2 separate regions of the Mus musculus genome follow, and region 2 is linked to region 1. A link is a contact called in ENCODE Hi-C or POLR2A ChIA-PET data. All regions are on one chromosome and are shown on one strand. Each heading gives the region's core, a stretch centred on a gene start or an enhancer-like site at or near the end of the contact. The rest is flanking DNA. Distances are from core to core; before and after follow the strand shown. Region 1 overlaps Numb (NUMB endocytic adaptor protein). Region 2 holds the start of Numb (NUMB endocytic adaptor protein).

Region 1 (3,744 bases), core at 591-3,090:
GGGATTAGGGAAGGAGTTCCAATGTGTTCTACAGATGCCTAAAGCCAGATAGCTCCCGGTATAATACTGTGTTTTTACCTATGCATTCAAACCTAGGATAAAGCTTAATTTATAAGCTTGGTACACCGAGAGGCTAATAATTACTGTAAGAACATATTATAATAAACTTATTTAAAACATGAATTTTTTGTTTCTGGAATTTTCTATTTAATGTTTTGAGATAGTAATTAACCACAGGCAATTGAAACTTCAGAAATGGAGGCCATGAATGAAGGGTCTACAGTTTGCCTATACAACTAGTAAAAAAAAAAAATCATATGATATGTGTTTCCATTTACTTTAATACATTTGCCATTTGCTGCTATCTCTGTCTTTTCCCCATGTAATATTCATAATATCCAGAGAGCTGGGCTTCCTCTCCTCATCTCCTCAGGCCTCTTCCTTTATCAGTCTCTAGTCTATATTCCAGCTTTCCATCATGTTTAGCATGGATGATGTCCCTTTAGCACTGGACAACCACACTGGGTCAGGGTATTGGTATTGTTTACCTGGGGCTATGAAACAACAACAAAACTACAACAGCTAGAGACTGGAAGCCCCCTAAAGACAAAGGACATCGCTCCGTTCAGGTTCTATAACCAGTGCCCTACAAGCAGACGGCAGTGGGATGTAAGTGGGGCAGGAAGATCTGAATTTAAATCCCAGCTGCACAGCTTGCACAATTCACTCAGCCTATCCGAGCCTCAGTCTTCTTTGTAATGGTTACCTTAAAGAACTATTTGAAGATTAAATAAGACAACATGTGAGCATTTCCCAGTGTGTCAGGCACTGTTTATCAAGTTTACTTTTTCTAGTACTACAAATGTCTGTTAGATGAGAAGGAAAGCTGTGCGATGATACAAAGGACACATGACTATAAGTATGTCAAAAGATTGAGACCCAGAAGCAAAACAAAGAGTTATGGCAGCTTCTTCCAGGGGTAACAGCACTGTCCTGTAGTGCAGCCCTTTCTACTTGAAAAGTTCTCAAAAGACATGGGAATGGGCAATTGTCAGAGCCACTGATTCACTGACCTGTGAGCTGGGAATTTAATTTAGCATACTGGGGGTTAGGGGGAATGGCACCAACTCCAACCCTGAAGTAACTCTATTGTCACAAAAGCCAATTTAGAGACCACAGAATGAACCAGTGAGCCAGAAGAGAGGCTTCTACTTTATGAATCTCAGTAGAGAGAAGGTAGGTCTAGGTCTCAATGTTAACACCACTGGCATTTTGGGATGGATGGTAATTTGTTGTAGGTGCTGTCTTGCATGTTGAAGGATTTTTGGCAGTACTTCGAATGCTATAATAATCCCAAAATGTCTCCATACAATGAATACCAAATCTTCCCTGAGGTGGCCAAATTGTCCTTGGTGGAGAATCACAGAGCTTAAACCAATCTTGACAGCTGTTCTGTTCCGTAGGTCAAGAGGCAAATAAAGCAGTGAGTGGAGGCTACAGAGACTTTCTCGGATGCGTAGACAGATGAATTCATGCCAAATGATGAAAAGCGGACAGCTTAGACAAGAGAACAAAAGCCCAAAGATGTGACTGACAGGGAAACGAGGGATGCTGGCAAGCTCAGGATGCCAACTTCAGTTCAGGAGAAGCATGCTCACAGGATTAGTTTTAAAGAGAAAAACTGAGGTCAGAGGTCACCTACCTTGTAACACAGGAGACTGTGGTGCCACCAATGTCACTGGTTTGGTCATTGGGGCGGAGGAGAAGGGGTCCTCAGAGGGCGTGCTGAAGGCACTGGTGATCTGGGAACACAAGGAGCTGATGCTCTCGGCCTCTCCTTCCACCTCGGGCACTGCAAGGCAAAAGGAAATGGTTCCAGACAGGAAAGAGAGGAGTCCTGAAATATGACGGTACAGTGTGGGCTGCCAGTTCTCACTTTAGCTCTTTCCCTTGCCGAAGGACAAGTCTCAACTGTCAGGCTACACAATCAGCTTCAGTAAATTAATACCTCAACTTTCAGACAGGAAAGTAGAAAACATCAGTAACTCATGCACTAAGATCATCTTTCTCTGCAAATCCCTAATCTATCTCTCTTTGAGACTTTGTTGGGAATTTGGTGGTTTTTTTTTTTTTTTTTTAATGTGAGGCTTTTTTGTATAGCTGGGTCTTTCTGGAAGATCTCTGCAACCTATTTTAACTTTCAACCAGTTCCCAGAAGCTACAACCCAATCAATTCTAGAGCTGAAATGTAGGATGCTAAAGACTTTGAGATTCTGGGGGGAGAGGGGATGGAGGAGGCAGGACAGGGCTCTGAGAACATTTCCTCATTTCTGAGCAAACAGTTTATGTGTACTGAACCTTTGCTCATCTGTGAAGAGAGAAAGATTCTGTGCTGCATCTGCCCCAGAGGGAGACTGCAACGAGGTACTTGAAGCACCTACAGTTGTTTTGAGGGTGCTGAGAGCTGAGAGCCTTGCCATCATCACCTAACTCCAACTGTTCTCTAAGCCGAGTTCTACTGCGCACAGGCCTGTCTTCTCTGCGCTTGTACAGTGTTGTCAGGAGTGTCTACTGAGCCAGAGCTTCCTCCTGGTCAGTTATGGAGACAGCATGTCTCGTCTCAGAGGGAAGGGTAATAGATAGGGCCAGTAAAAGCACCAACCAGATCTAACATTTTAGCTGTAGCGCGTATGATAAGGATAGAGCTTACAGATTGGCTCAGCTGAACTGAGGATACACAGCAGCCATGAATAAATGAGCGGCCACCTGCTCCTGATGAACATTAGACCTTAGATTTGTATAAGAGCCATTTAGAGTTTCTTCCCCAGGAAGCCAACCTCTCACATATACAAGGGACACTTACCCATTTCTTCTGTTCCTTTGACAGTGCTGCTATTAACCTGTAAATGTTTCTAAAGCCTATTTAATTCTCTGGGGTCCTATGAGCACAGAAAGAATGGAAATTTGGAACTTTTTATGTAAAGAAATAGGCTAGCTGAGAGAGAGTACACCCGTGTCAGGACAAACCACGGACCTTGTAGTTCAGGCTAGAAATTCCACTGTCACTACTGATGGAAGAGAAATTAACTACTCATGACCCTAGTTTGTGCTCATATGAAATGACACGCACTATAATAGTTTCAGAGAGACAGGCATGACTAACTTAAAGGGATTTGTGTTGCTTCTGACGGAGCTAGAGCACAGTACCTGTGTTTTTTATTGGGAAATCGGTCTTCCTCTGCATAGTGGAAGGCAACTCATTGATGCGTAGGGACAGCTGGCGTTTAAAGGGTGACATCTTCTGGCTAAGAGCAGGAAATCCCCGGAAAGAGCCTTGACGAGCAAGCTGTTCAATTGGTGCATGCCGGCGTGGGATAGCATGGGGATTGTTCATCTCTGAAGATGCAGTGCCATCCGGAGTGGGAGAGGTGGGAGAGGATGGGGATGGAGCAGTGTTGCCAGGAGCCACTGATGGACCAACAACTGTCTTGTCTGTCTCAGCTCAAGAAAACCAAAGTAAAAGACCTTAGACCTCATTAGTGACCTTCAAATATCCTGAGTTCACAGAGCTGAGAGCTCAGAAGCCTTCTCATTCTTTAACTCATGCACTTTCCCATATTCAAATCTAATACATTCTGACAGATGACGGTTTAACAATACCCTGGTTGCTTTATACTCTATTAAGACAGAATTCCAAGCATCTACATAAATGCTCACAGCAAACAGTAACTACTACCATGGGAT
Region 2 (3,744 bases), core at 553-3,052, 43 kb after region 1:
TCCTGGTTCCTAGAACAATACTTGGTAGACAGCAGACATTCAGCAATTATCTGTCAAACATATCAATGAATCAATAATATCAAAGAGAAGAAACTGTAGGATATTCCTTAGATTGGCATTAAATTTAATGCCTAATTAATAATGAAAACTTTTAGAACAAGCTCAATATATAGGAGATATAATTACTATTTATAGAAGAGAATGTAAACATTAGTGAAGAAAACATATGTGAAGAAAATGAAATAAAACGTGAAACATGTAAAGAAAATGAAGTAAAAATATCTGATATAAATTTGAAAATAAGTGAAAGTATTTCTTTTTTTTATGATGGAACATCAAGATAATCATCTAGCATTGATGGAACAAGAAATTATAAGTACAGAAGACAAGAGCAGAACTAATGGTGGGAAGAGTTTAAAAGTGAAGACAAGAAGAAGCAAACAGGGCTGGAGAGCTGGCTCAGCAGTTAAGAGCACTGACTGTTCTTCCGAAGGTCCTGAGTTCAAATCTCAGCAACCACATGGTGGCTCACAACCATCTGTAATGACATCTGACCCCCTCTACTAGTGTGTCTGAAGACAGCTACAGTGTGCTTACATATAAATAATAAATATTCAGAAAAAAATAGAAGAAGCAGCAAACAAGCCAGTTAGCCCTGAATGGGAGTGGGGAGGAGAGGCGCTTCTTTTGACTTTTCTTTTGTTGGAGAGTGCTGGAAATAAACCCCTACCTCACTGAAAATGATTTAATTCTTGGTAACTGAGGATCTGTAGACGTCTCAGGACTTATGTTCTCATTAGAAGTGTTCTTACTTGGCCAGACCTGAGAGTGGAGGCTTCTGGGAAACCTCACTTACTCAGGAGCTGAGGAAGGACGATCACAAGTTCAAAGCCTACCTAAGGGCTACAGAGTAAGTTCAAGGACAGCCTAGATAACTTAGTGAGATCCCTTCTCAAGGAAGTAAAAAGAAGGCAGGGATGTAGCCCAGTGGTAGTGGGCTTGCCAAGCACACTCAAGGCCCATAGTGAGCTCCTAGGAGTCCCACCAACCCACACACAAACTGTTCTCACTTATACTTGTTCCAGATTATGTAGCACACAGCCTTATTTAAATAACTTAAACACAAAAAGAAAAATCACTAACTGCACAATGTATTTTTTTCTTATTTAATTCCATCACTGAAGCAGAATACGATTTTGGAAGGCTCCTTCACTAGCGTGAGTCATAGGATTACATATTCTATGGGCTATCAGTTTTTTGTTTGGTTTGCTTTTATGTTTTTGTTTATTTCCCCACAGAGAACCACAAAGATATGTGTTATAGTCTCCCCTCCCCCAGCCTGAAACCTGCTTGCTCAGGGGTGGAGCTTCCCGCTCAATCTTTCTGCCACGCCTACTGCTGGAACCTGCCGCTTTGCTGTTCTGAAGGCATCACGTGATCACCCTGCTACTGGATTATTTGGCGGGAATTGGGCCCCTCCCCCTTCCTTTATAACTGAGTGCCGAAATAGTAAAAATTGAACCTTGAGCAGAGAGCTTTGTCTGGGTTCCTTCCTTATCTCCCGAAGCCCAGCCCCTCTTCTCTTCCAGGTTTCCAAAATGCCTTTCCAGGCTAGAACCCAGGTTGTGATCTACTGGCCAGACACAACAATGTGTGTTTTACCTTAACTGGGAAGCTACACTTTCCAGTGCGGACTCCTTCTTCATCTGTCTGCCACTGATGTGGACGGCTGGCCTCTGGGACATAAACGTCTTTCTTTCTCCTGAAGCTTTGCCGTAGTTTGTTCATGTTAACTTTTACAACCTGAAGACACAGTGAAGAAATACCAAAGTTACTTCTTACACAAACTTCAGATGACCATTTTAGTACAAAACCCACCCCAAACCCTGAGGGCCCACACGAGGGTTATAGCTTAGTATGTTAGCATACTTCCTCTCGGAGTGACAGTGAGTCTAAAACTGCTCTCAGTCCGCTTTTTAAAGACAACTACAGTCCCCTCCAATGACAACTGCCCCAACAAGGGCGGCGTTTAACTTCTCACCTGCTTGATACCTCTCAAATGCCGGGATTACAGCCATGCCCTACTGTGCCTCAGTTTGGTGCTAAGGACTGAACTAATATTTTGTGCCTGCCAGGCACACATTTTGCCAACTGAGTTAGTTACATGCCCAACTCCCCATTCTTTCTTCCTGTGGCCTTATCTACCAATGTTACCTCTTTAATATCTAATTCACTCCATGCCCTTTGTCCCATGATTCATTCATTCTCAGACTCTTCCCCACCCCCTTCATTTGTAGCTATCTTTATTACTACTGGTAGACAAAAGAAAGATTCAAGTCTTCCTGATTTGATGGATATTAGGTAAGAGCCAGGAGAGCTCATGGTGCTTGGGTGAACAGTCACTCTTTTTCTAGTCTGTAGGGCAAGCGATTAAAACTACAGCCCCGCACATCCCAGGCAGGCAAGCACTCTGTGTCTTGGAGCCTTTCCTGTCACTTTTCTCTCTTCCTCTCTGCTCACTCCTCATGGAACCTGGTGGGGATGGAACCCAAAGGCAAAGCCACCTCCCCCAAATCCCTGATTTTTCTTTGTGGTACCTTTGCTTAATTACTGTCTCAAACTAAAACATGTCTTTGTTTACATTACCTACCTATTCCCAGTGAGGTAAAGTCTGCAAGGACAGGATACTGTCCTGTTCCCTGTTTATGCCTGCCTTCCTGGAACTGATCAGTAGAGGAGTTGCTCACATATACTTACTGAATGAATGCTGTTCAACCAACACTCACGATTAATAAACCATGCATGCCTGAGGTTTGGGTCACAATCTAGCTTATGTAGTAACTGGGGCACCCTGTAAGCTTTACAATGAGACAGACCTGAGTGAATGCTGTGCTGCCAGAGATGGTGATGTGACTGATGCAAGTAAACGGAAAGTTCTAATCCTTAGTTTATATGTCTGTCAGATATGGTAGTAACTGTTAATTCTCAGGGTCACTGTGAGGGTCAGAAATAATGTTACCTAAAGCAGCTAATGTTTCAAAAGGGAACTCTTGTTGCTGGGACTGGCCTTGAACTCTTGATCCTCTTTTCTAAGCCTCTCAGGTAGACAGGCCTGTATGTGGCCAGTGTTCAAATCAACTATTTTGAGACTTTTTTGTTTAACTTATTGCAAAAGGCCATTACTTAGACTGCTTCAAATAAAGGCCCATTTCATTCTAATCTGGTCTGACTACTGTTTTCTAAAACATCAATCTGACTGTACAACTACTCTACTTTAAAATCCTCTAATTGGCTCATATCACCTTCAAAGTGTAAATGCTCAGCATGGCAAACACAGTCTTTTTTTTTAAATTTATTTATTTATTATATGTCAGTACACTGTAGCTGTCTTAGACACTCCAGAAGAGGCATCCAATCTTGTTACGGATGGTTGTGAGCCACCATGTGCTTGCTGGGATTTGAACTCAGGACCTTTGGAAGAGCAGCCGGTGCTCTTAACCCCTGAGCCATCTCACCAGCCCCAGCAAACACAGTCTTATGCGGTCTCTTACCAGCCCCCATTCACATGTTAAGTTCCAGCTCCATTAATCTACTTACAGTCCCCTACAGGCAGGCTGTTTTCAGTGCCTCTCTCTACATGGAAAGAAACTATTTCAGTTTGCCTCCTGTAAAAGTCTACTCATGTTCAGTGCAAGCTCAAGAGACGCCAGCATTTAACAAAACACTCACTGTTGTTGTTCTGAG

The links. Hi-C counts contacts between places; a loop is a spot of excess contacts on that map. ChIA-PET counts read pairs that join two places held with the same protein, here RNA polymerase II (POLR2A).
Region 2: a map of left cerebral cortex shows a loop between it and region 1 (2.0-fold over the local background). The contact joins the promoter of Numb here to the enhancer-like site in region 1. A Hi-C loop is called at or near these places in 1 of 37 maps with a recorded cell type or tissue (left cerebral cortex). POLR2A ChIA-PET finds 5 or more read pairs at or near these places in 1 of 5 experiments (embryonic stem cell).

What each region holds. Positions count from the first base shown.
Region 1 is chr12:83,797,806-83,801,549 of GRCm38, forward strand. Numb (NUMB endocytic adaptor protein) reads right to left here. Exons shown (of 10, transcript NM_001136075.2): 7 at 3,208-3,501; 8 at 1,703-1,852. Among named protein-coding and RNA genes, the nearest start is that of Gm46367, 23 kb to the right of the region's middle. Within about 2 kb of position 1,841, at least 1 of the 3 ENCODE cell types and tissues checked has a DNase peak (open chromatin) inside an H3K27ac peak, as active enhancers do; it is left cerebral cortex, where a contact is called at or near this core.
Region 2 is chr12:83,840,556-83,844,299 of GRCm38, forward strand. It overlaps Numb (NUMB endocytic adaptor protein), which reads right to left and starts at 1,803. Exons shown (of 10, transcript NM_001136075.2): 1 at 1,663-1,803. The coding sequence starts at 1,788. Gm46367 (a long non-coding RNA gene) reads left to right here. Exons shown (of 4, transcript XR_001780655.2): 4 at 1,299-1,368.